Regions from separate parts of the Mus musculus genome. Here all the other regions are linked to region 1. A link is a loop called in an ENCODE intact Hi-C map of the cell type or tissue named here. Cell type or tissue: heart. All regions are shown on one strand. Region 1 overlaps Dnah2 (dynein, axonemal, heavy chain 2). Region 2 overlaps Wrap53 (WD repeat containing, antisense to Trp53). Region 3 holds the start of n-TTagt5 (a tRNA gene). Region 4 overlaps Chd3 (chromodomain helicase DNA binding protein 3). Region 5 holds the start of Phf23 (PHD finger protein 23). Region 6 holds the start of Per1 (period circadian clock 1).

Region 1 (5,000 bases):
CCGGTGCTCTTTTGGCTGTCTGGCTTCACTTTCCCCACTGGCTTCCTCACTGCGGTACTGCAGTCTGCCGCTCGCCAAAACAACGTGAGCATCCAGAGCCGGGGAGGCAGCCTAGGAACGTGCATTCATTCCTTCTCTTCCTTGGGGGCCTCCTTCATTGTCGCCTTCAATCCACAGATCTCAGTGGACAGCCTCTCTTGGGAATTTATAGTTTCCACTGTGGACGACAGCAACCTGGTGTATCCACCCAAGGTGGGAGGCGGATGGGCTCGGGATGAGGAGGGAAATGGAAGAAACAGTGGGAAGTGGGGTGAAGAGGAGGACAGAGGACTTAGGTCAAAGGTATTGTCAGCGTAGGGTCTTTCCCTCAACTCTGTCTCCATTTCTCTCCAGGATGGAGTTTGGGTTCGGGGCCTGTACCTGGAGGGTGCTGGCTGGGACCGAAAGAATTCTTGTTTAGTGGAGGCGGAGCCCATGCAGCTGGTCTGCCTCATGCCCACGATCCACTTCCGTCCAGCAGAGAGCCGAAAGAAAAGTGCCAAGGGTGGGAAACTGCCCCCTCCCTATCCCGTTTGGATACTAACCCATCCTCCCTGCTCCAGTTCCCAAATGCACTTGCTCTGATCTTCCAGGCTCCAGAATCTTACTTCTTTTCTTCTCCCCTAGGCATGTACTCCTGTCCCTGCTATTATTATCCCAACCGGGCAGGCAGCACAGATCGAGCCTCCTTTGTCATAGGCATCGATCTCCGATCTGGATCCATGACATCTGATCACTGGATTAAGAGGGGCACTGCTCTACTGATGAGCCTGGACAGCTGATGAGCTCTTCTCTCCTCCTTGAGAGGGTCGGAAGCCCTAGGACCTTGAACTAAAGCTGGATCTCAGGCTTTGACTTTAGCTGAATCTAGCATATAGTGACACTCTGACAGTACCTAGTGGCGCTAGCGGAAAAGGTGGAAGACTTGTATTGGCGCTCAGTGCAGTAAAAACCGTGCAAAACCAAGCCCCAAGTCTCTCAATGATGGTGTTTTAATGTGTGTTGGGGGTGGAGGAAACCTGGAGGAGGGAGGGAAGCTGGGACTTAAGGAAAGGAGCTGCTACAACCAGAACTGAGAAGAGAAAGGTGGCCTATAAGAGGAGGCGTGGTCTTGAACTACTTGCCCACCAGGCCTAAAAGAAGGTGTGACCAAGTCTCCTGGAAAGGATTTGAGCAGGCGGGGTGGGGCTTGCTTTGGAAGGGCGCGCGATGCAAATAGAATAAAAGACTTGTCAGGTAAGGGTCCGTGATGGGCTCTATACACTGCACAGTAACGAAGCCTTGCAATCCTTACTGGGGATTCTTATCTGAGACTACAGCTGAGGGGAGCGGACCGAAGGCAGGGCGGAGCCGGAGAGAGGGACTTCAGCGCGAGGGGCGGGACCACGAGTCGGGGGCGGGGTTGAGGAAGGGGGGTGGGGGCGGGTGTTTGTGTTGGAAAATCAAACTGCGCCACGGGGTGGAGCGGCCCCCCCAACTCCTGCCTGGGAGGGGGGGCCGCTCGACCCCCGAGAGGCCTTGAAGATCCTGAATACCTGGGACCCCCAGAACCAGGTAATGGGAAGCCGCAGGGACTTTTGGAAAGAGGGAGACCATCTCCTTGCAAGGGGGAGGGGCGGGACGTCAGACTCTCTGGAGAGGTCGGGCAAGGCATTTGAGTCTTGGGAAAAGCAATGTCAGAGTCGGGGCGCAGGACATCTAAGTTCCCCAAAAGGGAACAAGGCAAAGGTAGTGGAAAACCCGTGGTCTTGGCTCTAAAGGTCAAAAGGGCCTAAAAGTAATCCCAGTCCCGCTTGGGATGGTGAATTGACACTAGGGCGGGGCTCAGCGGTCCTGAGGAAGGAGACTATAGGACAGTTTGCAGATAGGGCTATGGCTAGGCGCTGGCTCACTGAGATCAGAAGCGATCAGGCAAAGTGAACTTCCAGTTACAGGGCCACTCAAAGGTTCCCTCCAGCTCTTTTCTCCGGGGAGATGTGTATGTATTCTCAACTTTCACCATCCCTCCAGGAGCGGTAGCTTTTCCATCTCACAGCACTCCACCGCACCGTCTGCTCTCGGCCTCGCCTGGTTCGTTCCTCTAGTTGCCGGTGCCCTCCTCCTCACTTTTCCGTCTTCAGTTCCCTAGCCTTCACTGGGCTCTGGCCCTTTCTCCATGCTGAACCTTTCCCACGTAGCCACGAGATGGCGAAGATGAGACGCCCACCAGAGCCGAGGGCCATGCGGGTTGGGGGGGGGGGGCTATCTATAGCTGTGACACGCACCTTTGAGAAAGGTGCGCTGAGGTTCACCTTTGATTCCCTGTCATCTGTCTGGCACCCGCCCCCGGCCCAGGAAATTGTAAGCATATGGGTAAAGTGCAGAAGCTAGGGACAGGGCGAGAGACTATGCTTTTTCCGGCCTAGAATAAACAGTGGTGAAGTGGCATTTGGGTTGAGTTGGTCACTAAACTGCAGATTCGTTTCTGGCTTGTGGCCTGTGACTGTGTCTTGGAGGCTGGAGTGTGGGGAAGGTCGAAGGCAGAACACCTAGTTCCTGGCGATGAGAACTCCGAGAGAAAAGAAGTAATTAATTGAGGTGCGATAGGAACGGACCCAGTGGTTGCTCAGAGTAAGGCTGGTCGAACCTCCGTCGCTTGCCAGGGTTGTTTTCTCAGTTGCCAGAGTAACAGGCTGGGGAACGTCCACCGCCAGATTCCCAAACTCACTCTCTCCAGTCCAATCGGCTTTAGCGGACGTCGACTACGTCAGGGTCCTAGTGACCAATGGGAAGCTGTCATAGAGAGCCTGAAAGAGGGAGAGGGAGGAGGTGGAAGGGGGGGTGGTGGCGGTGGCTACCCAGGATCCGCACGTGCACTCCCACACGCTCCACTCCCTGTACAACCCCTTCCACTGCACGAGCCCAGACAGTCTCTTGCGCCTGCGCGGCGAGTCGTGTGTGTGTCTCTCCCTCCCTCCCCCCCCTTTGCCTCAGGTCGTCAGTCTGTGTTTGCAAACTAGTCCAGGGTTGTGTTTCTCAACCCCTGCGGGCCCAGACGTCTGGGTGGGTTTGCGCTCTTTAGCCGGGTGTCGACTGTTAATGTCAGCCTCTCGAGGGAAGGCCCGCTACCTGTGTTCCCCACCGCCACCCCCAGCTGGCGCCCCAAGCTCCCAGGTGGGCTGGGCGGAGCTGTGGTTTCCGGCCCCCTAGGCTCAGCCGCGGCTTTCCCGAGCTCCGGCAAAGGGTGTTTCCACAAAAGAAAGGGAGTGGGTACAAGCACCCCTTCCCGAGGCTTAACCCACCCAGGCCTAGCTGCAGTTAGTGACAGGGCAGGACACTGTGAGAAGCCCCTTGTGGTCCCGGTGACTTTCTAGGCCAGAGGGTCATTACGCCTATTTTCTTTTTTTCTTGTAAATTCCTGCTTTTGATAGGCAAACCAGACCTTCCTCTTCCCTTCCTTAACATTTCCTCCTCGCACGCTCTGGCGTTCTTTACACCTCCCTTGGCTCCTTTCGGGCTGTCCCCGTCTCCACTCGTCCTTTTCTGCTTCTCCAGAGGGTTATATAACTCTTCCTCTCCGCGTGTCCTGATTTCAACTCCACAGACTCCGCCCTGGAACGGCGCGGGAGGGGCGGGAGAGTTGGGGACCCAGACAGATTCCGGCTGGCGGCCAGCTGGGGCACAAGGGATCCTGCAGATAGCAGACGGAGTCCCGCGGGACTTGGTTGGTGCCCCGTCCCTTAGTCTCCCGCCCCTAACCCGGGATCAAGCCCAGAAGAAAGAAGGCACAGTATTTCCGAGGGGCGTGTCGGGACAGTCAGAAATGTGGGTTGGGAGGTCAAGGCTGGAGGCTGAGAGGAGGAGGCAGGCGAATGACCGGATTCCCTAGGATTGGTTCTGCTGGGGTTAACAGAGATAAAAGCAGGACGCCTGGGTTCCCTCCTTCGTCTCCTTTTTGGGTTCCCAGAATTCCTAAAGCTATTTTCTCAGGAAATTTAGCCAGCTAGCAGCTTCTTCGCCCTGGTAGGAGTCAAAGGTCTGTGTTCGAGGTGGCCTGGGATGATGTCACCAGTGCACGTGCCCCGGGACGGTTGCCAGGCAATGCGATCTCCTCCCCTTTCCATTCCCTCCCACCTCTGCCCAGAGTCCCGTTCCAGTCCCGTGCCATCTCTTTCTCCTTTCCTTTCCCTTGGCATTAGCATCCTGCAGGTGGGAAACCCTGGCCTGGAGTTTCGTGAAGGGGGAGGGGCGCGGGTGTGGTGTGGCCTGAAAGACTTTGCCCCTTTGCTGGCTTGAGAGAATTCTGGGTCTTCCCCCCCCTTCTTTTTCCTAGATTGCCATGGAAAAACTTCCTCTCCAGTCCCCACTACCACTACCACCCCCCGTACTCCCTCCCGCGCGCCCTTGGAAGTGTCTCCTGAAGTCTTTTTAGTTTCCCACCTGCTGCATGGCCCAGTGTCAGGTTGCCCCTTTCCCAGCTTGAGCTGAAGTGGGTGTAGTTGCAAGACAGCTGCCCCTAAGAGAGGAGCTGTATGTGGGTATACACACCAGCCCATCCCTGCGACTCCCGTCACCTCCTCTTACCAAACTGAGGAGAAAGAGTTAGGCTGAAAAGTCAAGGTCTTTATCTGTGTAGGTAGGTGGATCAGCTTCTGGTATTGCCCACTTTTGAGAGAGAAGTCCAGTGATAGTTATGGCTGCCCTCTGTTAAATCTTGGAGTTGGTGATGGTATTACAGAGTCTCCTTTCTTGTGCCTAAGAATGTGGATTGTCGGCTCAAACCTGGATTCTAACCCCAGCTCTGCCACTAAATGGGACTCGGGAAAAGTCACAACCTTGCAGAACCTCCTATCTGCAATCTGGGACATTTAAATATCAATACCTACCTTCTAGCTGATGGGAGGGGGCAGTGAAATAATTTATGCAAAGCATTTAGCACAGTGGTTGGTATAAAATTAATACCGAATGAGTATCAGAAAATA
Region 2 (5,000 bases), 160 kb before region 1:
GAACTTCTTGAAAGGTTGCAAGTGGTAAGTACGATGGGCAAGGAGATGGCCATCTTCAGGAGTTTCCCCTTAAAACTTAACCACACATACTTGGCCCCTTTCGGTGGGACGACAGTCTTGTAATCTCAACTGTTGGGAAATGGAGGCCTGGTTTGTCCACAGAGTGAGACCCTGTCTTAAAATAAAAACAGTAACAAAGTTGGGCGCATGCCTTTAATCTCAGCACTCTGGGGGAAGAAGCAGGCAGATGTGTGAGTTCCAGGCAAACATGGACCATGGGTCCAGTTCTAGGACAGCCAGGGCTACTTAGAGAATCTGTCTTGAGGGAAAGCAAAACAAAACAAAAGCTAAAATCAACCCCAGGGTTTCTAGAAGTTGCTAGGGAGCAATAGACTACGGGTGATACCGAGGTTAAGGTTTTCCCTGCCCTTCCCCTGTGGATGCGTACTGCCGTGTATCGTATTGTGGATTTACCTCAGAGTGGCCAGCATCCTGGTCCTTTTTTGCTTTATTTTGAGATAGGGTCAAGTTGCCCAGACTGGCCTGGAGGTTGGTTCTCTGCCTCAGCCTCTCCAGGAGCTGGGCTTACAGATGTGTGCCACCACTCTCTGCACGAGCTTGTTTCCCTAGAGCCGGGTGTCTTCTCAGGGACTCAGAGGCTAGCCATGGCCCTCGCACTACAACCTTGAAATCGCAGCTCTGTTTGGGTTTTCTAATTTTCCTGTATTTTCAGGGCCCCTGACGGTTCCTGTATCTTGACCAATAGTGCTGATAATGTCCTTCGGATTTACAACCTGCCCCCAGAATTGTACAGTGAACAAGAGCAGGTGGATTACGCCGAAATGGTAAGGGTAGGGGCCTTTGCCAGCCCTTGCACTTTAGAGCCCTCCCTGCAAGTGAAAACTGTGTGTCCATGCGTCACCTGTTGACAGACAGGATTTTCCCTCACTATATACATCATTTTCTGCCTTGAATTATGAAGTCATTTAAAGACTAGTCAGGAGCCGGTGTTTTCTGTGACATTGTGTGTTTCTAGAATGATTTTTTTCAAATGGTGCTGGGGAAGTAGCTCAGTAGAGTGCTAGCATAGCATTACACGCGAAGCCCATGTTTGAGCCCCCACACTGCATAGACTGCTGTGCTGCCTCACTGGTAACCACAGCTCCCCAGAGGTGGAGAAGAGGTAAATTCAAGGCCATCCTCAACTGCAGGACGCTAGAACCCTGCGTTGGGCTTGTGTAGACATGAACCATGACTGAAGACCCCTGTGTTGGGCTTGTGTAGACATGAACCATGACTGAAGAGCTGGTTGTGTTTTTTGGGGGCAGTGTGCAAATGCATATCAATAAGTAAGGTTATTACACGGCCTAACAAATGCTCTCAAAGCCCTTACCTCAGCCTGTGGCGAGCTACAGTGCACCCGAGCAGTGCTGTGAGACTCCATATCCGTTTGCTCTCTCCCTCTTTTCCTTTAACCCCAGCGCTTGGAAGACAGAGTTTCCAGATCTCTGGAGTTTGAGGATGACCTGGTCTACTGAGGGAATTCCAGGACAGCTAGAGCTATATGGAAAAACAAACAAACAAACAAACAAACAAACCGTGTTTTGAAATAACCAAACCAAGTTTTTTTTTTTTTTTTTTTAAAGTGTGTGAGTGTGTGTGTGTGTGGGGGGGGTGTGCTTCAGAGCTGAGGGGGGTGGTCTTCGGGTGTCAGGCAGGCAAGAGAACGTCAGGTGAGAATGAAAACTTGGTTCAGACTGGCTTCCATCAAGGTAGATCAGGATGCTAGGGAGGCTGATCTCAGGCAGTGAATGCAGTATAATTGGAAAACGTTTCCTGGTGTAATGCAATCTCCGGGACACGAGGAAGCATAATTGCATAGAAACTTGACTTGACATGTCATTTTGTCATTTGTTCCAAGAAGATCTAGGGCCTAAGGAAGCGTCTGGCCTTATCTTGGTCATACAGATGCTATAGAGGTCGTTTGGGATATTAGCCACTTGTAGTCCTGGTTGTGGGAGCCTGGGGAAGCCCCTGGCCATACAGATGATGTGAAGGTCATTTAGACTATTAGGTATCTCAGGTCCTGGCTGTGGGAGCTTGGGGAGCCCCTGTCTGTAAGGCTCATTTAGAGTACTAGCCACCTCTGGCCCTGGTTGAAGGAACTTGGTATGGCTTAGCCCAGCAGATAACAGATCACAGGACTATTAATCACTTCAATTCCTAGCTTTCTGGATGGAAGAATAGGGTTTTTACCTGTAGACACAAGGACCTTTGTGTTCCCAGTAGAGAGCCACGCTGGAGTTGGTAGGTACTTTGAAGGCATCTGACATGGGTGCTGGGGACTGAACTTGGGTCCTCTGCTAGTTAAATGCTCTGAGCCATCTTTTCAGCCACCTCTTTTTGAGACAGGTCTCATGCTGGCTTCTAGCACGTTATGTGGCTGAGGCTAGCCTGATTTCCTCCCTCCTTTCAAGTGCTGGAAACTAACAGGCATCATTTGTCACACCCAAGTAAAAAGTTGGATTTTTTGTTTGTTTGGTTTTTTTTTTATATTTAAAAATTGTTTTAATGCATATGAGTTTTGTCTGAATGTACATTTGTGCACCACATACATACAGGGCCTATGGAAGCCAGAAGATAGGTCAAATCCCCTAGGACTAGAGTCCCAGATCACTGTTAGCGGTCATGTGGGCAATGGGAATTGAACCCCAGGTCTTCTAGAAGAGCAGTGCTCTTAACTGCTGAGCCATCTCTCCAGCACCCTCACTCCCCCACGCCTTTGAGACGATCTTATGTAGAAAAGGCTGGCTTCAAACTCAAAGCAGCTGTATAGCCAAGGACAGCCTTGAACTCCTATCTGCTGGCTCTACCGTAAGTGCCGAGGTTGTCTGCCTAGTGCACACAGACCCTGGTTGTCTTTGTTTTGTTTGTTTGTTTGTTTGTTTTGAGATGGGGTCTTACTATGTAGCCTTGGTTGGCATGAAACTGTAGACCATGTATGGGTGTTTTGCCTATATGTCTATACCACATGTGTGCCTGTAGGGGTCAGAAGAGGGCACTGGAATTGGTCACAGAAGGCTGTGATCTGCCATGTGTGTACTAGAAGTTGAACCTCGGTCCTCTAGAAGGGTAACCAGTGCTCTTGATCACTGAGACATCTCTCCAGCTGCTTTTTATAGTTTTTTGACAGGGTCTTACTGTGAAGCCCTGGCTGGAATTCACTATGTAGACCAGACTGTCCTCAAAGATCCTCTCAGATATCCTCTATACCTGCTTCTGGACTGTCCGCTTCTCCCCCCCCCCTTGAGATAAGGGCTCATCTGCAGACTGAGCTTGGGCTCCGTGAGTAGCTGAGGATGACCTTAGACTCCTCATCTTCATGCTTCAAGTGCTAGGATCACAGGCATGCACTGCTACGCCCTGCTCGTAAACATAGGTGGAAAAACCCCTTTGTGTGCACGTGATATGTGTGTGTGCGTGTGTGAATTTTGGGACATGCAGAGGTCAGAACACACTTCTGGGTATGGGTCACTGCTTTCCATGTTGATTGAGACAGGGTCTCTCGTTCAGTGCTGCAGGTGAGGGGATTGTCTTGTCTCTACCTTGTGTCTTGTCATAGGGCTCTGGGATTGCAGGCAGGAGCTGCTGTGTCTGGCAGAAGCGGGTTGTAGAATTGTGGAGAGAGGGAGTGAACTTGGTGGTTAGAGGTGGTAATGACAATCTGCTGAGGACACTGACTGTGGGAGCAAGTGGCGGGTGTAAACTGAGGGGAATGGCTGCGGTTCCAAGGAAGTAAATGCATGACATCATCAGGCCCGAATGCAGTGTGAATCCACGGCTTCTTCTCAGTCATCCTTCAAGCCAGGTGGTTGTTGTTGTTGTTGTTGTTGTAGTATTGAGAGAGGGTTTATCTGTGTAACAGTCCTGGCTGTCCTGAAACTCATTCTGTAGACCTGGTTGGCCTGGACTCTGAACCCACAGAGAATTACTTACCTCTGCCTCCTGAGTCTGGGATTAAAGGCCTGTGCCACCACACCTGGGTGTTGTTGGCGGGGGCTGTGGTGGTGGTGGTGGTGATGATGATGATGGTGATGATGATGGTGGTGGTGATGATGGTGGTGGTGGTTTGCCTGGTAGGCAGGCACTCAACCATGAAGCTGCAGCCCTGGTCCTTGTCATGTTTTTGTGTTGTGGTTCTTTTTTTTATTCAGTTTTAGGGACATTTGAGTTACACATCAAGGTTAGCCACATGGTAACAAGCAGCCATGTGGTGGGGAGAGGAGTTTGTTTGTTTGTTTTTATCCAAAACGTGTTTCTTGGGAAGGTTCCCATTCATCTTCAACCAGGGCCTTTCAGTGCTGCTTCCTCCTGAAGGAGCGTCCTCCTGTCAGCCCTGCTTTTCCACCTGTAGGCTGACAGGCCAGTGGAGCAGCCAACACACAAGACTACCACCGTTTGTGCATGGCTAAAGACCGTGGTGACTTTATAGCATCCTGGGCATTTCACGTCCATAAAGTAGGAATTGGGGCTCTGCACCAGGCGCTTTTTCTTGTGTTTCCTCTTCTCCTCTTCTGGAGAGGGATGAAGGAGATCCTTTGCGAGAGGCATGTTCTCGTAGGGAGGTCGTCACCGCCGGAAAGGAGAGGAGCTTTAAAGAAAGTAAAAAGGCTCGGGAACCTTCTCCCACGAGCACCTGTCAGCATCTTAAAGACAGAGAAGGAAAAGGAGAGTCCAGCCTCTGCAGCCTGACTCAGAGCAGACGGAACCTCGTGGTGGCTCGCAGGAACTTAGTCTTCTACTGTTTGTTTGTTTTGATTTGTTTATTTATTTATTAATTATATGTGTATGCACTGCAGCTGTCTTCAGACACTCCAGAAGAGGGCGTCAGATTTCGTTACGGATGGTTGTGAGCCACCATGTGGTTGCTGGGACTTGAACTCAGGACCTTTGGAAGAGCAGTTGGCGCTCTTAACCGCTGAGCCATTTTACCAGCCCTT
Region 3 (5,000 bases), 310 kb after region 1:
CGACATCAGGAACTGAGCCAAAAGAGCCTTCAGACACACAGATGCTTTGATGAAGGCTTTGCATCCTCAAAAGCTTGATGTCACTAGAATATCACGTGCCTCGTGGTTTTGACACACACACACACCTTTTTGTGAGGTTCATGGAGGAATTGGTTCATTATTATTTGAGAGGGGAGAAAGGGGTCACTTTCTTCTATGATTATGCCACTCATGTCGTGAATATTTATACAATATGTACTCGCCTCATGAATATTCGTAATTTTTTCTTTGAAATCCACTACACTGACCCCCTTGGGGCTGTTCCATGCAGAGTCCCCATAACATAAAGAGCTATAAAACTGTGTATGTGAGAATTCATTTCTATTTGCACATACAGTACAAATAGTACAGTTCCAAAAAAAATGAGTTTCTATTGACACCACCCACTGAACTCATGGAATCAGATTCATGCTTTTTTTTTTTTCCCCCTGGATCTGGAGATTGGACCCCAGGGCTTTTTCCCAAGAGGCAAGAACTACTCTACTGGCTGTAGCCTGAGCCCTTGGTGCTGTGTTTTCAGAAAGCTGATTAGAATTGTACTGTGTTTGAAACCAACTCTCACTATGGCACCCAAGCTGGTCTCAACCTGGATGGAAGAGTAGAGATGTGAGCCAGCCTCCACCCCTTCCTCCTCGGTTTATATATTAGAAGTATCCCTCTCTGTTGGTGAGGGAAAGGACGGGAAGCTCATGTGTGCAATCCCAACACTTTGGAGGCTAAGGTAGAAAGATCATTGTGATTCAAAGGCTAACCTGGACTACATAGTGAGTATAATGAATTTGAGGCCATCCTGAGCTACTGTGTTTCAACCTTCCCTTCTTCCCTCCCACAAAAAGGGTAGACTGGAAGAGAACTGGAGTCACAAGAGTGGCAGTTAGTGAGGAGGGGCATCATTTAGAGAGTCTCCAGCACGCACAAAGTCCTGGGCTAATCCCTGGCACCCCAAGAGACTGGACATCAGGGAGTAATTTTGGAGACCCTGCAATGATCCAAGTGAGAGACAAGCCTGGATTATGATGTAATAGTAAAGTCAGTCACGCTGTTACATTTCTAAAATGCTAAACCTTGCTTATAGGAAAAAGAAATTGCTGACGGATCAATATGGATTGTTAGGGAAAGCTTGTGATCCCTAGTATACAGCCCAGTGGAGACAGAAAGTGGCCAGCAATATATAATAAACATTCAGGAACAGTTCCAGAGCTGGAGAAGGAAACGTGAGGCAATGTAAGGGATCGTCTGGCTTTTAAAGTCACTAGACTAGCGATGTCTCAGCAGAAAGCACAGGTAAAGAAGAAAGACCAGGAAGAATGAGCCTGGCGACCCCTCTAACGGGGGGGGGGGGGGGGGGGGCGGTCCAGATGAAGCTGTGAATGAGCTGCTAACAGGCAAAAGGACTATCAGGAGGGTGCTGTAGGCTGGAAGGCAAATGAAGAGGCTATTTCTCAGGGCAAGCATCTGACTACTAGTCATTTAGCAGTGTGATGGCTATTTGCTAACCTTAACAAAGGAAGCGAGGCTGGAGGGGGTTCAGAGGGGTAGAGGAAGGCAGGGACAGTGATGTCTTCCTGCGATACAGAAAAACAAGTAACGGAATGTTGACTGAAGAGGAGTCCGGGGTCCAGGCAGCATCTTCCTCTGTGTACCAGCCTTTTCTCCAGTTGGCTTCCGACAACACTATATTCTGAGTAATTGGGAAAGAACAGAGGCCAATTTAGCTCATCACTCTGGAAGCTGGGAAGCCTGAGATCATGGCACCAGCATATCTGGTGAGAGCTTTCTTGTTGCATCAGAATTTGGAAGAGGGAATCATGGGGCGGCAGAATAAGCAAGCTTATTGGGAGTTGCTTCTTATAGAGATATCGTCATCATGAGAGATCCACTCATGTGACATCCTCTAGCTCAAATAATGTCCCAAAGTCCCTACCTCCCATCAGTTTCCATATCTGGGGATTAAGTTGCCTTACACATAAGAGTTCTAAGAACACACAGCAGATATTTTTGTTGTTCTGAATGAAATCACTACTTCTGGACGCTGATGGGAGCAATACAGTAGAAAGGAAAACTTGGATGATATGGAAAGCAGAGAAATGTGGGCCTGAGAGGTGGAAAATCTAGATATGGGAGGTTGGGGGGTGGCCATAGTTCCCTGGGAGTGCTCTTCTGCAGTAATCAGAGAAAGGAAGAGTGGTGGTGATAAGCTACTTGAGTTGTGGAGTCTGGGGGAAACCATTTTCCCACTGAAGCTGAAAATAGAGCCTCAGCCCCACACAAAGAGCTGTAGGCAACTAAAAGCAGGGAGGGAGAGAGGTGATCCGCCCGCACCAGGAAAGACTGGACTGTTTTGCCAGTGCCAAGCACTCAGCCCTGAAAATACACATACAGGTAGCGTTATACAGACTTTATATTTGGTAATATATGTGTATATATATACATATACTTAACATGCATGCAATAACAATTGGGGGTGGGTGGAAGGCCATGAATTTGAAGGAGAGCTGGGAGGAGTGTTTGGGAAGTTTTGAAGGGAGGAAGTGGAAGTGAGAAATGTAATCAAATCACAAATCTCAAAAATAAGAAATGGTAGCGGCCAAGGTGAATGGATGACTCGTGGTTTCGGGTTATACAGTCGGAAAGTAGCGAAAAGGGATGAGCGATTCCGAGTGGAGCCCGTAATCTTCGTGAACGGAGTTAGGAATTGAAATCGAAGCGTCTTTTACAAGTTCACAGTAAGTCGTACCGAGGCGCTACCGAAACGGTCCCGGGTGACAGAATCCCAGTGGGAGCTTCTTTAAAGAAAGAACTGGAAAATAAAATAAACTACTTTCCGCTAATCGGGACAGCAATACCAAAACTACTAGCGCTGTGAGCAGGATTCGAACCTGCGCGGGGAGACCCCATTGGATTTCGAGTCCAACGCCTTAACCACTCGGCCATCACAGCCGCGTGCGGCCCTTGGCCTGTGGAGCTATAGCTGGCCATCAAGGCCCTCGACCCCTGCGGATTTCACCGTTCCTTTTTTTTTTTTTTTTTTTTTAAAAGCGTGCGCTACACCTAGAGTGCCAGGTCGAGGCCTTTTCTTGAGCAGCAACGTCTTCCCGTGGCTCTCTTCTCAAGGAGCCACAGTGAAACCCTAATATAAAACTAGTACATTCCGTATGACAGTCTTTCCTAGGTTTGAGCAGCAGGGTCTTAAGAATCAGAGGTTTGCCTCTGTATACTCTTAAAAGTGCATAGGAAAACTGGCATTAAGAGTATATTTAGGCAAGGCGGCAGCTAGATGTCAATAATCCAGCAATAATATATCACTTCCCACATAAACCAGGCACCGCTGGGATTCGAACCCAGGATCTCCTGTTTACTAGACAGGCGCTTTAACCAGCTAAGCCACGGCGCCAACGAGAATGCACTTTTCACTTCGAAGTAGATCAGCTATTAGAGGCAGGTAGCAAATAGGTGCCTAGAAAGGAGGTTTTTTATTTTGACCAACAGTGCGAACTGGATTTCCTATTATTCAACCCTCCCAAGCTCCCCTCTTCTAAGTTTTAAGTTCAAGGACTGGTATCTTAACTAAAGTGACCAGCTATTTCTGGTGTGCTAACATAAATTTTAGAAGTCAGCCCACGGAGTTCCAAGCACTTCTACTTGTTTCTGCCACCGTACGGAGAACTGGCCTTGCCAAAACCTTAGCCACGTTGCCCCTTTTCTTGTAAAGATAACCAAGCTAAGGTAATGGTGAAGACTGTAGTTGTGTTAAGTGTAGAGTTTACAACGTCCTTGGCTGCCAGGAATGTGGAGGGAAAAGGAAGAGTTTATCTCCCACTTACACAGCGACCCTTGCTGGTGAAGGACCACCCCTCCCCTCACCCAAACTCCCAACTTCATTTCACAAAGTCTTGGGTTTTTGGTTTTTCATTTTGTCATTTTGTATTAAAAAAAAAATAACAGACACAATATCAAAAACACAAATGTCATTGGTAGAGGGTAGAGCTGAGAACACCTGGGTCCCACCTGAGGGGCAGCACCAGGGACTCCATGGTCCACCAACCTCCCCCACCCTGGAGCAGCTAGGGGTTCACGGACCTGGATCCTACACAGATCCCAGGTTCCCCTCCTCCCATCTTGGGGTGAGGTGGGAGAGTGAGCTGTCTCTCCCAAATAAATAAGTGCAGCCCCAACCCTGCGACTGGGACTCAGGCTCAGCTGGGATTTGGACAGACCACTTCAGCAGCTTGTCAGCAACCTTAACCGAAGACCCGCCCGTCTCCTCAGTGGGACGGGCGTGGACAATCCTCCAAATGGGGCTGAGAACTTCCACTCTGCTAAGAAGCTAGAGGCAGCTCCTGTGCCTGGGCTGGTAATGGGGGTCCAGCCCCCTATGTTGGGAGAAGCTGGGGCAGTTTCCTATTGGTTGGTCCAGCTGTATCTTGAGTTATAAGAACCCCAACATGGTCGAAAGGAAGCCTCTCATTAGACTGCTGTAAGCGGCCCCAAAATGGAGTCTAGCTGGTGCTGTTTTCTTCTGCAGGTAAAGCTGGGCTGGATGAGCCCCCACCTTGCTCTTCTTCCTCCATGGCAGAGTCCTGAGAGCTTGAACCCTTAGCCCCAATTTGGGTCTGGGCCTCCTCACCACCATCACCCCCACCACCGCCAACACCACACCCACCACCCTCGCCTCCACCCTCTTCCATGGGCTCCAGCCCCAATCCATCCAGTTCTGAGAAGAGGGGGTCATCAGAGTGGCCAGGATCTTGAACGCTGCTGCCACAGTCCACACACGCCTTAGGGAGAGAAGAAAGGATGAGTTATGTAGTGTCCTCACTGGGAACCTGCTAGCCCAGCATCCCGACCTTAACCCAATAGTGAGTCGCAAAATATACTTCCAAGAAACCAGTCCACACATGTACCTACAGTCTAACAAGACAGGAAAATCCTCTACTGAGGAGACTGGAGAGCCCAGCTTC
Region 4 (5,000 bases), 53 kb after region 1:
GCAAGCAGAGGTGGGACAGTGGCCCGCGGACCAGCCCCTCCACCTGCAGGGACTTCGGTGCCCGCCAACTTAGGGGTGTGCGGTGGCACGCGTGGGAGGGGGCGTGCGAATGTTTGTAGCGGCTGATGACCAGAGGCAGGTGGTGGCCACACTCCACGCAGACCACTTCCTGGAGTAAGACTTGGACATACCGTCCACTCCCCCCTAGCTGGCCGCCGAGGTCTCGGGTCACCTCAGATTTGAAGAGAGACAGGAGAATGTCTGGGGAGCCAGATGCCCCCGGCCCCACCCTCGTCATCTCTGCCCCGGGCTCTTTTGTGTCAAGTGCAGCCCCCATCCCCCCCTCGTGACCCCGTCAGTCTGGGGTGGCCGAACTGCCCAGCTGTGACTCTCACGTGGCTGCCATTCACTGTCACTCTCTTGATGAAACCACCCACACACCCTGACCACGTTGGGGGGCGTGAACTGCCCACCCAGCTGCTCTGTCCTGACCATCATCACTCAGCACCCTTCTCCGAGATGACAAGTCACCTGCCACTGGCGTAGGACGTCCAGCTGTGCTTGGGACAGACCCTTCTCTGGATCAGTGGCGCAACTCTCAGACCACCCTCCAAGTGGAGAGTGATTTCTAGCTTCTTTAGGATAGGTGTCGCCAACCTCTGATTGGGGACATCCACACCCCCAAGTCTCTGGCGGCAGAGCAGCACACACACACCAAACTTTAAAACGTTATTTGTAAAACTGTCTTACTGACCACTGTGACTTTTTGTCGCACGTGTTGAGACAGCTTTTCCGGGGGTGGGGGGTGTTAAAAATAATGTGTTTAATGCGTATTGGGTAAAGCCTCACCCCTAACCTCGTCAGGTTTACCTGTAAAAGAGGAAAAGTTTAGAAAAAAGTTATTCCAGCGAGCCCTCAGGATTCCCTTGGAGTGGGGGAAGAATTAAAGATCCTGAGGAGAGAGAGGGCTGCCCGCAGGGCTGCCTGCGGCAAGGTGTGAAAAAGAGGGGAGAGGGGCTTGTCAGGTGAGTTAGGGCGTCGGTAACTCTCGCCTAACTGTTCTGAACTCCGGATCTGGTTTTGATCCCCGGCACTGGATGCCTGTAAGAGAGGAGAATGAACGAGCCTAAGGTCGAGATGGGTCTTTGTGTGGCGTCCTCCCTCCCCCCTTGCTTTTGAATCCTTGAGAAGCGTCAAAAGCTTTTGAATTTTTATGTTTGAAATGAAATCTCACCTCCTCTGTCTCCCTGGGCAATTTCATCCCCCTTCCAGCCCTCCAAGTCAAAATGACCCAGATACACCCCCTCAGATGACTTTCTGAGGTAAAACTTTCGGAAAATATTTTTAGCGTACTCATTATCCGTCTACCTCAGTGTGGGGAAAAATAAGTCTCCTCTTAAGGAGCTCTGTTCAGGCTGCCCGCCCTCGTCTCTTTCTGGAATATGAATTTGTACTCGTGAGAGCCTTCCATTGTTTTTCAGTGCGACTGCTTTGATTCTCACCATTTTTGTTTTACATTCTTACCCAAGACCAATTTTTATCCCTTCCCCCATCGCGCCAGTCTCCTTACATTGTTGAACGTTTAAAATAATAGCATTCGTGTTGGTGGGGGAAGGGAGCAGGAAGCTAAAGAAAAAAACCTCATTTCTTCTCCCTCCCCCTTCTGGCAAGTCTAGAGAAATAATATAACATAATATATAGATGTGATTCCTTGGGGGGTGGGGATGGGGGTGGGGAAATGATTGTGGGTGGTGCGGAAAATTCTGGTAGTTTCTTTGCAAAAGGTCTGAAAATACAAACCCACCTCCTGCATTCAGTACGCATGTGCAGTAGACCTATTATGGAGGTTCGTTGTGGGGGAGGGAGGGGAATTTGAGAAAAAAATAAATATAAGTGTGAGAGATTGATGGCGAGATTAGGAGAGAGGGGCGGGAGCAAGGCTCTTGCCCAGGCTCCTCCCACAGCCCTACTGCCAGACTCCGCCCTCGCCCTCCCCACCTTCCCGAGATCTGAGCCGGGAAGTGGGAGAGTCTGGGCTCGCGGCCAGCTTTGAGAGGCTGCTGAGACAGAGGTTGGGGCTTAGATTTGCTTTATTACCCTTCCTTGCCTCTCCTCGCCATTCTTTCCCTCTGCTGGCCACCGACGTCGGCCTAAAACTGAGAACCTCCTGCCGGGCTGGGTGGGAAGTAGAGTTCACGGGCTTCCTCGCCCCACACACCCAGGGTGACCCAGGCGGCCCACTTCCCTGATCCTTAGCCAGTTGGCATAGCCTGGCCTGCCCTTGCCACTTGCCCCGCGGTCGTCGTTTCCATGTTCGTGTTAACCCAAGTCCCTAGAGTTAAGGGGAGCCAGCTGCTGGGCCTGACGTCTGACTTCCTATTACAGCCCTGGATCGGTTTTCACACACTGCCTCTGGGCAGGCAGCCCCCTTTGCATGCCCACACGCCGTCCACCGCCCGCCATCCGAGAGTGTCTTTCCTCACAGGGACCCGGGATTGTGGAGGTAGAAGGAGAGGTAGCATCAGGTCGGAATCCCAGGCCTGGGGTGTTAATTGTGGCTAATTTTCCCTTGGCTGTTGAGGGAAGGAATATTGTGTGTCCTAGGGCAAGAGGCTGGGCCAAGCCCTGGCTTTCCCCTCTGGCTGCAGCTGCCTCTACTTGGACAAGACAGGTCTGGCTGGTTAGTCTAGTGACTGGTGGGGGTGGTAGGTAAGCCACGGCCGTTTCTATGTGGCATTAGGGCTTAATCTTTGAGAAACAACTCTGATCCCCAAACCTTAAGCAGACTGGCAGGGGTCAGGGAGAATGGGGTGGTGGGATATCAGGGAAGAACCTGTCCTGGGCCCGCCCTCTGGGGAGAGAGGCAGGGCCATAGCTGTGCTGAAGCAGGTACAGGTGTGTGTGTGTGTGTGTGTGTGTGAATCTGAGACTGCACATGTTAGGTGTGTCTGTGTTTCTGTCCTTGTTTGTGTCCCTGCAATGTGTGTATATAGATGTGTCAGCATGTCTGGGACAGATTTAGAGGTGAAAGGTAAGGCGTGGGATAGAGGTGCAGCCTCCAGGAGTAGATGTGGAGGCAGGCAGGTAGGCTCCAGTCGTCCGGGAGGAGGACTGTTTAGGGAATTGCGTTGACTGCTTTTGCTGAGTTAGGATGTGTTGGAGGCAGATACTGGTCCTGTGGGGAAGAGAGGATGACAGAATTTCTTCTGCTCCAGTGCTGTGCTGGTGTGATTATCCAAGAAAATGTAAATAGAGGCAGGCCTCCCTCTTGGCAAAAAGGATGTCAGGGCCCCAGGGTGTTAGTGTGAGAGCCCAGGTGTCCACCTCTGGCTCTCACTCCTCAGCATCTGGCTTAGGGAGCTGCCAGCTTGTGTCTCCCTACTCCAAGTGCTGGGGTCAGGCCAGGCCAGCAGCTGGGCATGGCTTCCCCGGTTCCTGGGCAAGCTGCCAGCTGGCAAAGTGAGGGGGAAGGCAGGAGGAGCCCTGGCGAGTACTGAAAGGACCTGCCACAGTCTGCGCCGGTGGCCTACAGTCTGGTCCCTTGTTAGCAGGAGGGGAGAAGAGGGAGTGGCTTGGCTGCTCCTCCTTTCTGACCCTTGACCTCCATTCAGAACCAGAGGATCCCAGAGTACTAGAAACACTGTTTGCATCCGTTGAGGGGCAGCGACATTTAGAGGAGTTATTGCCTTGGTTCCTAGAGAGTGCCACGGTGGCAGTAAGAAGGGGACAACGAAGGACGCTCCAAGTTTAGATTTTTTGGTACTTTTTTTTCTCTAAAGATAAAGATGATATTCGGCTGCTGCCTTCAGCGTTGGGTGTGAAGAAGCGAAAACGAGGCCCTAAGAAGCAGAAGGAAAACAAGCCAGGCAAACCTAGGAAACGGAAGAAGCTCGTGAGTGTCCCCCAGCAAGGCTCAGGGGCCCTTTCCCAGAGATGACATTTTCTCTGTTCCTGGCTACGTGGGCAGAGGGGTTCCTAGGGTCAAGAGACTTTACCCCCTCTCTCATGTGTCTCCTCTGCCTCTCTTGGACTTGGAACCCTAACCCCACTTTCTCTAGCCTGGTACAGAGTCCAGTTGTCAGTGTAACTCCCTCGCCATCTGAGAGAAAGAACTGAGGGCACACTGTCTACTGAGGGAGGAGCTCAGAGCCTTGCGTGTTTGAGCCCTGGATTTAATTCCCAATACAGAGGGAAAAAGAAAACTACAGTCTTAGAGGAAGCGGGTGTGAGTTCAGAGCCTAGAAATCCTCTGCCTTCCTGGACAGTTTATTTGACTCCCTGTGCCTCGGTTTCCTCTGAAAAAAGTGAACAAATAGAGATCAATTGCTGGTCCATGGAGTAGTTGTGAAGATGGAAAGAGATAAAATATGTTTCGCAGTAAGAACAGTTCTTGGCACGTGGTGAGAATGAATAAATGTTATTTTTATTTCTCTTCCTTAGGACAGTGAAGAGGAATTTGGCTCAGAGCGAGATGAGTACCGGGAGAAGTCAGAGAGTGGAGGCAGCGAGTATGGAACTGGACCAGGTCGGAAACGAAGAAGGAAGCACCGAGAAAAAAAAGAGAAAAAAACAAAAAGGAGGAAAAGGGGAGAAGGGGATGGGGGACACAAGGTGAGTAGAGTTAGGGAGTGAGCACAGAGAGTGGCACAGGGATGGAGGGACATTGCCAGAGCTGGGCTTTGTAAGGGATGGAGGGATGCCACCAGAGCTGGACTTTGTAGGGGATGGGGACTGGACTACACAGGGGAGCAGGAGACTGGTGGACACTAACAGAGGTATTAAAGGATGCTGGGAGAGGAGCCAGGGTAACCCCATCTTACCATCCTGTCCCCCACTCAGCAGGTGGAGCAGAAGTCATCCGCAACCTTGCTTCTGACCTGGGGCTTAGAGGATGTGGAACACGTGTTCTCCGAGGAGGACTACCACACACTTACCAATTACAAAGCTTTCAGTCAGTTCATGAGGTATGACAGAACCAGGAGGCCTTTCAGACAAATACT
Region 5 (5,000 bases), 580 kb before region 1:
GGAAGTATGCGTCAATGATGTGGGAGAGAGTGGAGATGCCACTTTGGGCCCATCCAGATCAAAAAGAGAGTCCTTGAGCTTCATCTTCTCAAGCAGAGTAGCACTGTCAGGAGCCTGCAGACGAGAAAAAGTGGACCTTGGGGGTCCTGGCTGGGTAGGACCTGATTGAACTGCCCTTCTCTTTGATGACTTTGCTTTCTTAACAAAAGTCTGGATAGTTCGAAGGTCCGACGGGGCCGAGTCCCAGCCATCACTGTCTGCTGCACTCTCACCTCGCAATGGAGAGCTAGAGCCAGAGGCTGGCCAATCGCTTTCCTTAAAAGGAGGAAGAGACTAGGGTCAGCCGGAGTCTAGTGACAGCTCAGCCCTGCCACATGTCCAGCATAAAAACCAGGAACTAGACGTATCCCTACCCCAAATCTGATGTGTACTCTATAACCTACCTTCCTCACAGTCCTCAGGGGACCTTTAGAACACAGAAGCCACAGCTGTTACTTCCAGCACTGTTTTCAGTATCTCGTTTGCTAGGACACTCATCTCCCTACAGCTTACCTGGAAACACTTTTCTGTTAACAGCCACTCAAAACCATTAAAAAGTCTTGAGCAACACTCCAAATTTTTGTTTCTGCCGTTCATTGCCGTTATTCCATCCCTCCAAACCAGCTCTCCCACCATAGCCCTAAGGGCTTCCGGTTTTCTTAGTCTTGCATATTACAGTAGGCTCTTCCTATAAAGTAATTCACTCTGCCTCACCTCAGCTACTTTTCTGTTCCTTACCTCTTTGCTAGGGGGGATGTAACCAGCATAGGCCAAGACAAAACTGCAGAATTTGTTAAAATCCTCAATGGTTCTCCGCCTTTTCTCCGGTGGCTAAATGGAAAGACAAAACACGATCGTATGGAAGCCAGGCACGAATGTTAAAGGAGCCCTTCCCCAAAACACAGCCCCCTAAATTGTCACTCAGTGTTCTGGTATGGGACAGCTCACCTGAGTCTCTGGTTTAAGAGTCGGAGGCGGATCTGTGAAATCAATAAAAGCTGAGTCAAGGCACTAGAAAAGAGTCCGTGTAAAATCCTACCTCTAAACCTCGGAGTTCCCGACCTAATCCCATCCACCGTGAGGTCGCCTAGCCCAGCCAGCCACAGCCCCCAGCTGTGCCGGACCCGCCCCTGCTCCCCCTTCCGCCCCAAGGGGCGGAGCCTGGGCGCGGCGCCCTCCCCGGCCTCGCTATAGCGCTCCCCTTCCCCCACCCCGAGGCCCGGCGCCCCGCCCCCTCCCAGCCTCTCCAGTCAACTCGGCTCTCTTGGCGCCCCACCCCGCCATACCGCTCCCGGGGCGAGACCAGGCCACCGCCCGCCCCCGTCCTTCACACGCGCCCGGAGCCCAGAGTTCCCAGCCGGCCGCGCTCCACTGCCCTGGGCCCTCCGAGACCGCACAAGCCGCCTGCCCGCCCCCAGGGTCCAGGATGACCACGCTGAACTGCTCCCCGCCCTCCGGGCCCCTTCGACTCGAACACGAGGCCGGGCGCGCCCCTCACCCCCACCCCAAACACACACAGGCTCACACTCCCCAACGCTACTTCGCGTCCGGGACGGGCGAAGAGCTGCAGCCCGGAGCCAGACCCCCACCCCACCCCGCGGCCGCGCTCCCCACAATTTCGCTGTCCCTCCGCCCCCATCCGGGGCTTTAGCCCCTCCCTCCCCGTCTCGAGCTCTTCGGGCTCCCCGCCGGGCCCCCGGGCCCAGTTCCGAGCTTCTCCGGCCGCCCCCCTCCCGCCCCCGGACTCAGCGAGTCCCTTAGGCTACGGACCCATAAACTCTAGCCCCCGGTCACCCTCCAGCCGCTCCACAGAAGGCCCCCTGACGACGCCGCTACCCCCAATACACACTCCACAACTCGGAAGCTCTTGCCCCGGCCGACCAACCCCCCACCCGCGCAAGTTGCCGGTCTTAACCCCCACACACACACACCTCGCCCCGCCGCCCCTACAAGTACCGGGCTCGCCTCGCTTCCCAGTTCTCCGGCCCCACAGCTGCCCCTCGGTATCGGGCTCTCTACCGGAGACAATACCCAGACCCTCTCCCCACTCCACAACTACCTGCCCACCCCTCTAACAATCACCAAGCTAGCTCTGGCGGCAACTACGAGGTGCTCAAGCGCCACCGCCACCAACTCCCCCACCTCGGCCAACTACCGGGCCCCTCACTCAATCCTCTTCGTGCTCCCTCAACTCTACGGAGGGCAAGCAGCTTCCCCCAGCCTCTCTGTCTCAGAGCTCCAAGCAGTCCGAGGCCTTTTCAGCCCTTAGTTCCCGAAGCTGGGTCTCGGGCGCTCAGACCCCGCACCGCCACTCTCCACGCTGTACCTGATGTCTAACTATCCCGACCCAGTCTCCCGCTCCTCTTTCTCCAAGCTATCTCAACTCATCGCCCTTCCACCTCAAGAGCCAGGGCCCCGACCCCCTTTCCCGCACTCCTCCGTTGGGTGCCGGGGCTCGACCTCCAACTTTGCCCATTGAATCCTCACCCCGCTCCCTGTCCTCTGTGCCTATGGAGTGCTTACCTTCGGGACTGGGCTCCGCCATGGCTTCCAGCATCGCCCCCTCCCCTCCACCCGGTCCGGCGACCCCCTCCTCGAAGCCGGGATTCCCGGTGCTGCCTTGAGTGCTCCGTGTTTCTACCGCCTCGCTCCACCGAAGTGTCCGCTTGGCGCGGTTGAGACTCCACTCCGCTACCGCCACCTCCCTCCACCACTGCCTCCCGCACTCCCGGACCGGGCCCCCTCCCCCCGCACCGCCGGCCGCCTGCTCCCTCCTCCTCCTCCTCCTCTCTCCTCCCTCCCTTCTGCCCCTCCCCGCCGGCACTATCGCGCAGTGCACCAAGGGATTTGTAGTCTGTGCAGGGGCAGCGGAAAGGGGTATGCAAGATCCTCCGGAACTTCAGTTCCCAGGAAGCCACGGATTGGCGCAGGCGCAATAAACAACTTCCCCCCACCACCAGGGGAGTGGCGGGGAGATACGCAACGGGGAGCGGGAAGAAGAGCGGAAGAGTGCACATTGACTCCCGGGAAGTGTAGGCTGGGCGGGACCAAGAAAGTAGACGAAGAAGGGATTATAACTCTCGGCCACCATACTGCCTCACTTTGTACCTTCTTTTTACCCCCTCAGGGTACCGCCCCACTTCCGGCCAAAAGAAGAAATGGATGCTGGGAGATGAAGTTCTCCTAGTAATAATGGCACCTTCTAGTATTTGCCCTCTCTCAAATTCTACTTTACAGACTCCCATACCCTGGCACAACCTCTGCCAGTGGCAGCAGTAATAGACAGTCCTTTTACCACCTCCCAAACATGAACATATCTTCTTTAATGTAAAGTAACATCTGGATATTCTTACTTAAAAATGGTACTTTCAAACTTTCTCCATACCTCCCCACACTAGCAACCACCACCTCTCTGTTTACATCACACCCCAATACACACATAAATAAAATGGAACTTTCATGAGATAATGTTCACATTATTCCACTCACTAAAAAACAGGAAATTACCAACATCAACAACGCGTTTCTATTTCACTGATCTATACCTCAATCCTTCCCCTTTCCCACTACTGAAGTTCACGATACTTGAAACAAAAAACCAGGAGGTGGAATGACACAGGGCAAATTCAATTCAGCTCGGTGGTTTCCTTTTTATTGATGTGCCTCCTACCTCCCCCATCCAATGTCAATCCCTTCCACCTACCCCCCAAAAAGAAGATAGTGAAAGGAAGGGATTATTGGGGTTCTGAGCCCGATGGGCAGTTAGAAAGGGAATAGAAACCAAAACAATCATCGGATGTGACAGAGATCGACAATCAAGAAGTCTAAATCAGAGTGGGAATGGAGGGTAAACAAGGGGAGAAAGAGATGTATGGAGGCTGTATCTACCATTACCCCTCCTGCTGAGAGGGACTGGAGAGACAGCCTCAAACATTAAGTGCAGGTCCTGAAGAAAGGAGGTGGTGTTTGAGCCTGAAGGAGGAACTGGATGTCAAGGAAGGAGCGCCACCTCTCTTCGTAGAATGGAACCCCCCACCTCAGGTACAGCAGCTTCACAGACCATAGACGCTTTCATCACTGTAGGCAATGTATAGAAAGAAGTCTTCTTCATGGTGTTCCTGAAGTAAATGCAAAAGGGGGGGGGGAGGTTAAGGGAACTCGTTACTCAACCATTCACCACCAATACCTCAATTCCTCAAGAACCACTTTAAGCATTGCCTGGTAATTTCAGATGCAGGAAAGGGCCGAAAGGTAAAGGCTACCAAGGCAACTTAAGAACCGGACTCAAAATAGATTTGAAGATACAGATCATCTGTAAGCAACAGTAGGCACTAAACGTGGTCCCTAGTACAGAAGGAATAAAAGAAAAGCAATCATTCCTATTTTATCTCTCTCCTATAGGAAAGGCTGACTTGGACTGGGTGGTAGTGGTGCACACCTTCAATCCCAATGCTCTGGAGGCAGAGGCAGGCAGAACTCTGTGAGTTAGAAACCAGCCTGGTCTACAGAGTGAGCTCCAGAACAGCCAGGGCTACACAGAAAGACTATGTCTCAAAAAACAAAACAAAACAAAACAAAACAAAACAAACAAAAACAAAAACAAAAACAAGCTGGGCTTGGAAGCGCAAGCCTTTAATCCCAGCACTTGGGAGGCAGAGGCAGGTGGATTTCTGAGTTCGAGGCCAGCCTGGTCTACAAAGTGAGTTCCAGGACAGCCAGGGCTTTACAGAGAAACCCTGTCTCTGAAAAAAAAAAAAAAAAAAAGAAAGAAAGAAAGAAAGAAAGAAAGAAAGAAAGAAAGAAAGAAAGAAAGAAAGAAAGAAAAAGGCTGACCTCACTGCCCGGTGTGGTGGCACACGCCTTTAATCCCAGCACTCGGGAGGCAGAGGCAGACGGATTTCTGAGTTCAAGGCCAGCCTGGTCTACAAAGTGAGTTCTAGGACAGCCAGGGCTATACAAAG
Region 6 (5,000 bases), 320 kb after region 1:
AAGCTGCCCCACCCCCTTCTCACAGACCACATTACAGATAGCAGGGACGAGTAGGAGAGAGGCCTGCTCCTACACCCCCTCCTTACCTGATTCGGCAGAAGACAGACTTTTCCTGGGTGAAGTCCTTGAGACCTGAACCTAAAGCAGAAGGGAATGGAAGTGACCAGAGCGCCATCTCTGTCCTGAGCCAAGAAGAGCCCACAACATGAGAGCTTCCAGTCCTCTCCACAGGGACGAGGGCACTATACCTGCAGAGGTGCCAGTGCCCCAGGTGGGCAGTCGAGATGGTGTAGTAGAGCCATAGAAGACACCCACATCCTGGGGAGCCAGGAGCTCTGAGAAGCGGGCACCCCGAAACACATCCCGTTTGCAACGCAGCAGGACACCTGCCTGCTCCGAAATATAGACAATCCGGCCTGTCAGGAAGGACACAGCCACAGAGAAGGTGTCCTAGAATGAGACCAAGACCGGGGGAAGACTTAGGAGCTGTAGGAATGGGGGGTGGGGGGGCGGGGAGGGGGGTTAGAACTGAGGACCCAAGCTGTAACTGACCTGGTTTCGAAGTGTGTATTCGGATGTGATATGCTCCAATTCCTCCAGGGTGTAAGTAGACATGTCCATGGCACAAGGCTCACCCTCCTCCAGACTCCACTGCTGGTAATATTCCTGGTTAGCTGTAGGAGAAGGGAATCCAAGCCATATTCAGTTAGGAGAAAGGCCCCTACAGTAGTCCAAGTCCTGGCCAGACCCTGCCAGGAAGCACAACTCACTCACCCTGAACCTGCTTGACACAGGCCAGAGCGTACTGCAGTGTGGCCAAGGTCCCAGAGCGGCCCTTGCCCCGACGCTCTGGTGGCAGTCGAAGTTTGAGCTCCCGAAGTGCAGTCATGAGTTCTTTCTGGGTCCTGGCTCGAGCTGACTGTTCACTGCTGCAGGACCCACAGGAATGAAGGGGTAAAGATATTAGCCCCGAAGTCTGGCCCGGCCCCCAGGCATCTCCCTCAGCCCTCAGCCTACACACCTGCAGCCACTGGTAGATGGGTTGTCCTGCTCTGAGCTCGCACTCAGGAGGCTGTAGGCAATGGAGCTGCTGGGTGGGGATGGGCTCTGTGAGTTTGTACTAGAAAAGAAGGAACAGGCTAAGGTGAGGGAGGGCCACGTGGTCAGCAGCATCATGCCATCATACACACACATACACTCGTACACACCTCTTGCTGCTCTCAGTGGTCTCCAGCAGAGCTGAGTCCTTGCCATTGCCAGAAGAGGAACTATGAGAACTCCGCTGAGATGCGCCCCTGGACTCGGGTCCGTTGGACTCATTGCCACTTGAGCCATTGCTGTTTGCATCAGTGTCATCAGCCAGGCTGGGGCCTGGACAAGGCCGGTGCTGCGGGGCCCCAGGGGATGGGACTCCTCCAGGACAAAAAGGTTCTCCGGGCCTGGGGTCTCCTCCCCCATCGGCCCCTTCTAGGGGACCACTCATGTCTGGGCCATACAGTGGAGGACGAAACAGGGAAGGTGAAGAAGCCACCACGGGTGCACAACGGGGCTTTTGAGGTCTGGATAAAGGAGGTAGGACGCCTGTCTCTGAGGGCTGACTAATTTAATCACGACACCTAGAAAAAGAAACCAAAAAGGAATGTTTAGCAAAAGCTGAGCTATTAACCCCACAGCATCTGCTGGCTACACCCAGTCCTTCCTCTGCCTGCCCCTCACTGTTGTGACTCAGGCCTGGGGCTTGCAATAGAAATATGTTCTATTTCCTTAGGGGGACCTAAGGATACCACAGGTAGAAAGGCAGCTCTCGTAGGCCATCTCTTACACCCCTTGCCAGTGTGGAATGAGTACAGCCTGAACAATCGACTAGAACAGTAGCTGAGGGTCAAAGCTTGCAGGTTTCCTATGCCCAAATTCTCATCAGGTCCCCACCTGGTCTGGGACTCTGAGGCCTCGGAGCAGGGGGTGAGCTGATCGCCTCCTATATTTAGGCTTCCGGGCTAATTTTATCCGGGGGCGGTGCCACCCCCGCTGCACATGCGCGCCGATGTGCCTGGCCCCACCACGCGCTTCCGCCACAGCCGCGGTCGCCAGGGAAACCGACGTCAGCCGCTGAGCTCAGCGGTTGCTGGAGGGACCACAGGAGGGCAGGAACGACTCCTCCCCCAATCCCCATCTTCGTGGAAGTGGGAAACAGACCCAGTCCTATACTGGCCAACACACCCTCATACTGGCTAACAAGGTTCAGGGCAGCGGGGAGGAGAAGAACACCCACCATAACAAATTCCCAGGGCCCAAAGAGCCTAGGAGCCATGTGAAGAGTAACAAACTAGAGGAACTCCAGGAGCAAGTCCTAGCTTCCCCACTCGGCCTCTGCTCTTTGTGGAAACGCCCCCATCCTCGCTCTTGCCTCGAACATTATTCTGATCAAGACACTGCTTTTCTTTCTCAAGCCCCTGCCCACTCCCAAACACCAGGACTGGAGTTACCACTTGCCATAGGCAACGACTCAGGCATCTTCCTTCGTCCCTTACTTTTCTAGTTAACCCTACTACCACATAGATAGGGGACACACAACAACCAGCATATATAGTTTTTCCTCTACTCCCTGTCTAACCACACCCCCATCCCAAGTATTTTCTGAGCGCCAGGAGAAAAGGGAAGGAAGGCTGTGGCCAACAGCAAGAACTAGCGCTGAGAACAGGATGTTCCAGCCTGAAGCGGTTGACATCACGACCGGCACGAGGCCAGGAATTGGAGGGAGGAAGACAGGGAGCGCAGAAGCCTGAAGGGGGTCTTTGGGCTAGGGCAAACCCATGGACTCCCGAGTGTCGAGCAATGTGTAAAGGGGTCGTGTTCGCTAAAGGTCTCTTAGGTTCAGGATGGCTGCTCTGGAGGAGCAGAGGAGGAGATTAGGTGAACGAATAACAAACGCAGACAACCCGTGACGGGTTGAGTTGAACACCTAGGGCCCAGGGGCGGGGAAGGGTGGATAGTGACAGGAAAGGCAGATTATTGTTTTGCTCTCTGAGAGCTGAAAGCGACCCATCACGTTGGAAGTAGTGGCGGCCAAGCTCCGGGACAAAGACTAACCCTAGGATTGCAGCAGGGATCCCTACCTGGCCGTTCGAGCGCCCTCCATCCGCTTGCCGTTTCGGCCCGCAACCCAGAAGCTCCGCGAGGCTGGGAGGCGGGTTGCATAATGCCAGGCCCTGCCCCTCATTGGCCTTCTGCCCGAAGAGCCGCAGGCCCCGCCCCCGGTTGGCTAAGGATCTCTTCCTGGCATCTGATTGGCTACTGGCCCCCACTGAGGTCAGGGCTGTGTCACACACATCCCTGCACGTGGACTTGGGTGCTGGTGCTGGGCTGAAGGGCCTCAGACACCGCTCAGTCAGCCAATGCGATCAGGATGTCTCACACCGTCAATAATGAAAGGGAAGTGAGGGAGGGAAACTACCCCTTTTCAGGGAGGATACCTGGGCCACAGGAAGTGCTCAAGAGAAACCTACTTCCTAAACTGACCAGCTTGGCAGAACAAGACACCTGTCCTGGTGCCGGGTGAATGAAATGTCTGCTACCCAAGGGAAGTGGGAGAGAGAAAAACCTAGACTGACATTCCCTGGCCTCTCCCCAGCCTTGTTATAAAGAATCCAACCCTTTCCTCTGACCCTTCAGATCCTGAGAGAAGGGCAATTGAGGGCCCACGTGTCGTTAAGGGGTGAGTGGGTGATGGAAGGATACGGACAAACGGAAAGGACAGGGAAAGCCAATGGCTACTGTGAAAGGAAACAAAAGCAGGTGCTTCACTAGCCAATCAGAGAAAAGGTCTCCAGGAAGCCTACTTGGTGACTAGTGCTGCCTCTGCAGAGGATGCAGCCACCCACATTTAGGGCTGCCCCAAAAGTGGGGACCAGGAAGCCAGTACTACAAAAGGGGCAGCAGAGAGGGCAGTTGCAGCAGTAGGCAGAAAAAGGATGGGTGGCTGGGTGGCAAGGGCTTTTTATTGGGCTTTTTATTCCTGCTGCTTAGAATACAAAAGCCAAGGTTCATGAACCCAGCAGCAAGCCCATCTGTCTCATTTACTGTATTCTCAGCAGTAAGGTAAGTACGTCTCAGCGTCAGGACTGACAGTAGATGCTCGGTAAACAGGATGGCTCTGTTTCTATTAAGGATAGGTAGGGGAGAGAGAGCCTCAGGAGAGGAGGCAACAAATTATGTTTTCAAAAGAAAAGTAGAGCATTGATTCATAAAAAGAGAATAGAGACTCGATTTTGGGGAGGGGGGGACAACATGCCAGTCTGGGTCCAGGAGAGCTACAGTGACAGAGTCCCCTTCCCTAGGCCTGGGCTGAGTAGTTCTCAGGCTTCCCTGCAAACGTAGGTGGCAAGTGAAGAGGCCAACACGCAGCGGCTGACATAATCAGCTGTTAAGTGCACGCCCCTCACTGTCACGTGGCTAAAGCTTTCCTTAACAATGGTGTTTCCCTTAGAGGAGGCGGGCGAGACAAGGTTCTATAGAAATGCTGGGACACAGACCTGTTATAAAATAACCCAGAAAAACAGAAGCAGGGAAACACAGAAAACAAAAGACACGGGAGGCTGAGTGCTCAGCTTCCTCCTCCTGAAAATGATGCTGCTCTCCTGCCCCCTCGTACTGCGTTGTGACCGTGTGCTGTCCTTTTTTTTTTTTCCAGACCCCTTTCTCTTTCCACAGCTCTCAAGGATTTAGGTGTGATTCCTCTGACCCAAGCAGCCATTGCTCGCCCACTTCCCTATCTGTCATTTACACAGACAAAAGGTTTCAGCACTCCAAACAGCCCCAACCTGATCCCAAGGCCCAGGCTGTCGGGCCTCATCAGTCCCCCACAGTAACCAGGCTCTGCTGCCGTCAATGGAGAAGCGGGGGCAGGAGAGGGAGGTGACGTCAAAGCGGAGGCAGGAGGCGGGGCGAGGCAGCTGGGGAATGTGGGGCAGGGAGGCTGGAGAGGCAGCGGTTTGGGAGGC

What was found. A loop is a pair of places that touch in the nucleus more often than their neighbours do. Peaks named below come from ENCODE experiments on the same cell type or tissue, not always from the same donor. Only the 100,000 strongest peaks of a DNase experiment are listed, where the experiment ranks them.
Region 2: it touches region 1 in a loop (2.4-fold over the local background); 2 of 42 quality-filtered maps call a loop at or near these places.
Region 3: a loop joins it to region 1, with 2.6 times the contacts of the local background. A loop is called at or near these places in 3 of 42 quality-filtered maps.
Region 4: it touches region 1 in a loop (3-fold over the local background); 3 of 42 quality-filtered maps call a loop at or near these places.
Region 5: it touches region 1 in a loop (3-fold over the local background); 10 of 42 quality-filtered maps call a loop at or near these places.
Region 6: it touches region 1 in a loop (4-fold over the local background); 13 of 42 quality-filtered maps call a loop at or near these places.

The regions. Positions count from the first base shown.
Region 1 is chr11:69,416,814-69,421,813 of GRCm38, reverse strand. Dnah2 (dynein, axonemal, heavy chain 2) reads left to right here. Exons shown (of 86, transcript NM_001081330.1): 83 at 1-84; 84 at 178-252; 85 at 394-544; 86 at 667-1,005. The coding sequence ends at 821. It overlaps Gm51903 (a long non-coding RNA gene), which reads right to left. Exons shown (of 2, transcript XR_003949708.1): 2 at 1,011-2,825. It also overlaps a transcript of Kdm6b not described here. Among named protein-coding and RNA genes, the nearest start is that of Kdm6b, 3.1 kb to the right of the region's middle. In heart, a CTCF peak has its summit at 2,214 (motif pointing right); DNase peaks (open chromatin) are centred at 1,593, 2,833, 3,743, 4,143 and 2 weaker places; H3K4me3 peaks cover 5,000 bases; H3K27ac peaks cover 4,921 bases; H3K27me3 peaks cover 1,017 bases.
Region 2 is chr11:69,573,471-69,578,470 of GRCm38, reverse strand. Wrap53 (WD repeat containing, antisense to Trp53) reads left to right here. Exons shown (of 10, transcript NM_144824.3): 2 at 1-24; 3 at 734-845. It also overlaps the pseudogene Rps27-ps2. Among named protein-coding and RNA genes, the nearest start is that of Wrap53, 3.3 kb to the left of the region's middle. In heart, a CTCF peak has its summit at 3,042 (motif pointing right); no DNase peak of the experiment used is centred here; H3K4me3 peaks cover 1,435 bases; H3K27ac peaks cover 723 bases.
Region 3 is chr11:69,108,898-69,113,897 of GRCm38, reverse strand. Per1 (period circadian clock 1) reads right to left here. Exons shown (of 23, transcript NM_011065.5): 23 at 3,938-4,817. The coding sequence ends at 4,539. It overlaps n-TTagt5 (a tRNA gene), which reads right to left and starts at 3,433; the gene lies at 3,360-3,433. It overlaps n-TScga3 (a tRNA gene), which reads right to left and starts at 2,979; the gene lies at 2,898-2,979. In heart, no CTCF peak of the experiment used is centred here; DNase peaks (open chromatin) are centred at 2,957, 3,467, 4,247, 4,667 and 1 weaker place; H3K4me3 peaks cover 3,338 bases; H3K27ac peaks cover 2,135 bases.
Region 4 is chr11:69,363,584-69,368,583 of GRCm38, reverse strand. It overlaps Chd3 (chromodomain helicase DNA binding protein 3), which reads left to right. Exons shown (of 40, transcript NM_146019.4): 2 at 3,780-3,892; 3 at 4,441-4,611; 4 at 4,840-4,964. Among named protein-coding and RNA genes, the nearest start is that of Gm32483, 2.9 kb to the left of the region's middle. In heart, a CTCF peak has its summit at 2,161 (motif pointing left); DNase peaks (open chromatin) are centred at 3, 343, 2,033, 3,463 and 3 weaker places; H3K4me3 peaks cover 3,801 bases; H3K27ac peaks cover 4,146 bases.
Region 5 is chr11:69,993,616-69,998,615 of GRCm38, reverse strand. It overlaps Gabarap (gamma-aminobutyric acid receptor associated protein), which reads right to left. Exons shown (of 4, transcript NM_019749.4): 4 at 3,667-4,157. The coding sequence ends at 4,092. It overlaps Phf23 (PHD finger protein 23), which reads right to left and starts at 2,850. Exons shown (of 5, transcript NM_030064.4): 1 at 2,563-2,850; 2 at 988-1,019; 3 at 778-870; 4 at 1-315. The coding sequence starts at 2,596. In heart, a CTCF peak has its summit at 3,015; DNase peaks (open chromatin) are centred at 1,325, 2,965 and 4,015; H3K4me3 peaks cover 3,112 bases; H3K27ac peaks cover 2,402 bases.
Region 6 is chr11:69,097,125-69,102,124 of GRCm38, reverse strand. It overlaps Per1 (period circadian clock 1), which reads right to left and starts at 3,176. Exons shown (of 23, transcript NM_011065.5): 1 at 3,117-3,176; 2 at 1,209-1,616; 3 at 1,022-1,120; 4 at 775-929; 5 at 553-674; 6 at 249-450; 7 at 87-138. The coding sequence starts at 1,483. In heart, a CTCF peak has its summit at 2,136 (motif pointing right); DNase peaks (open chromatin) are centred at 2,034, 2,724, 3,284, 4,414 and 4 weaker places; H3K4me3 peaks cover 4,115 bases; H3K27ac peaks cover 4,362 bases.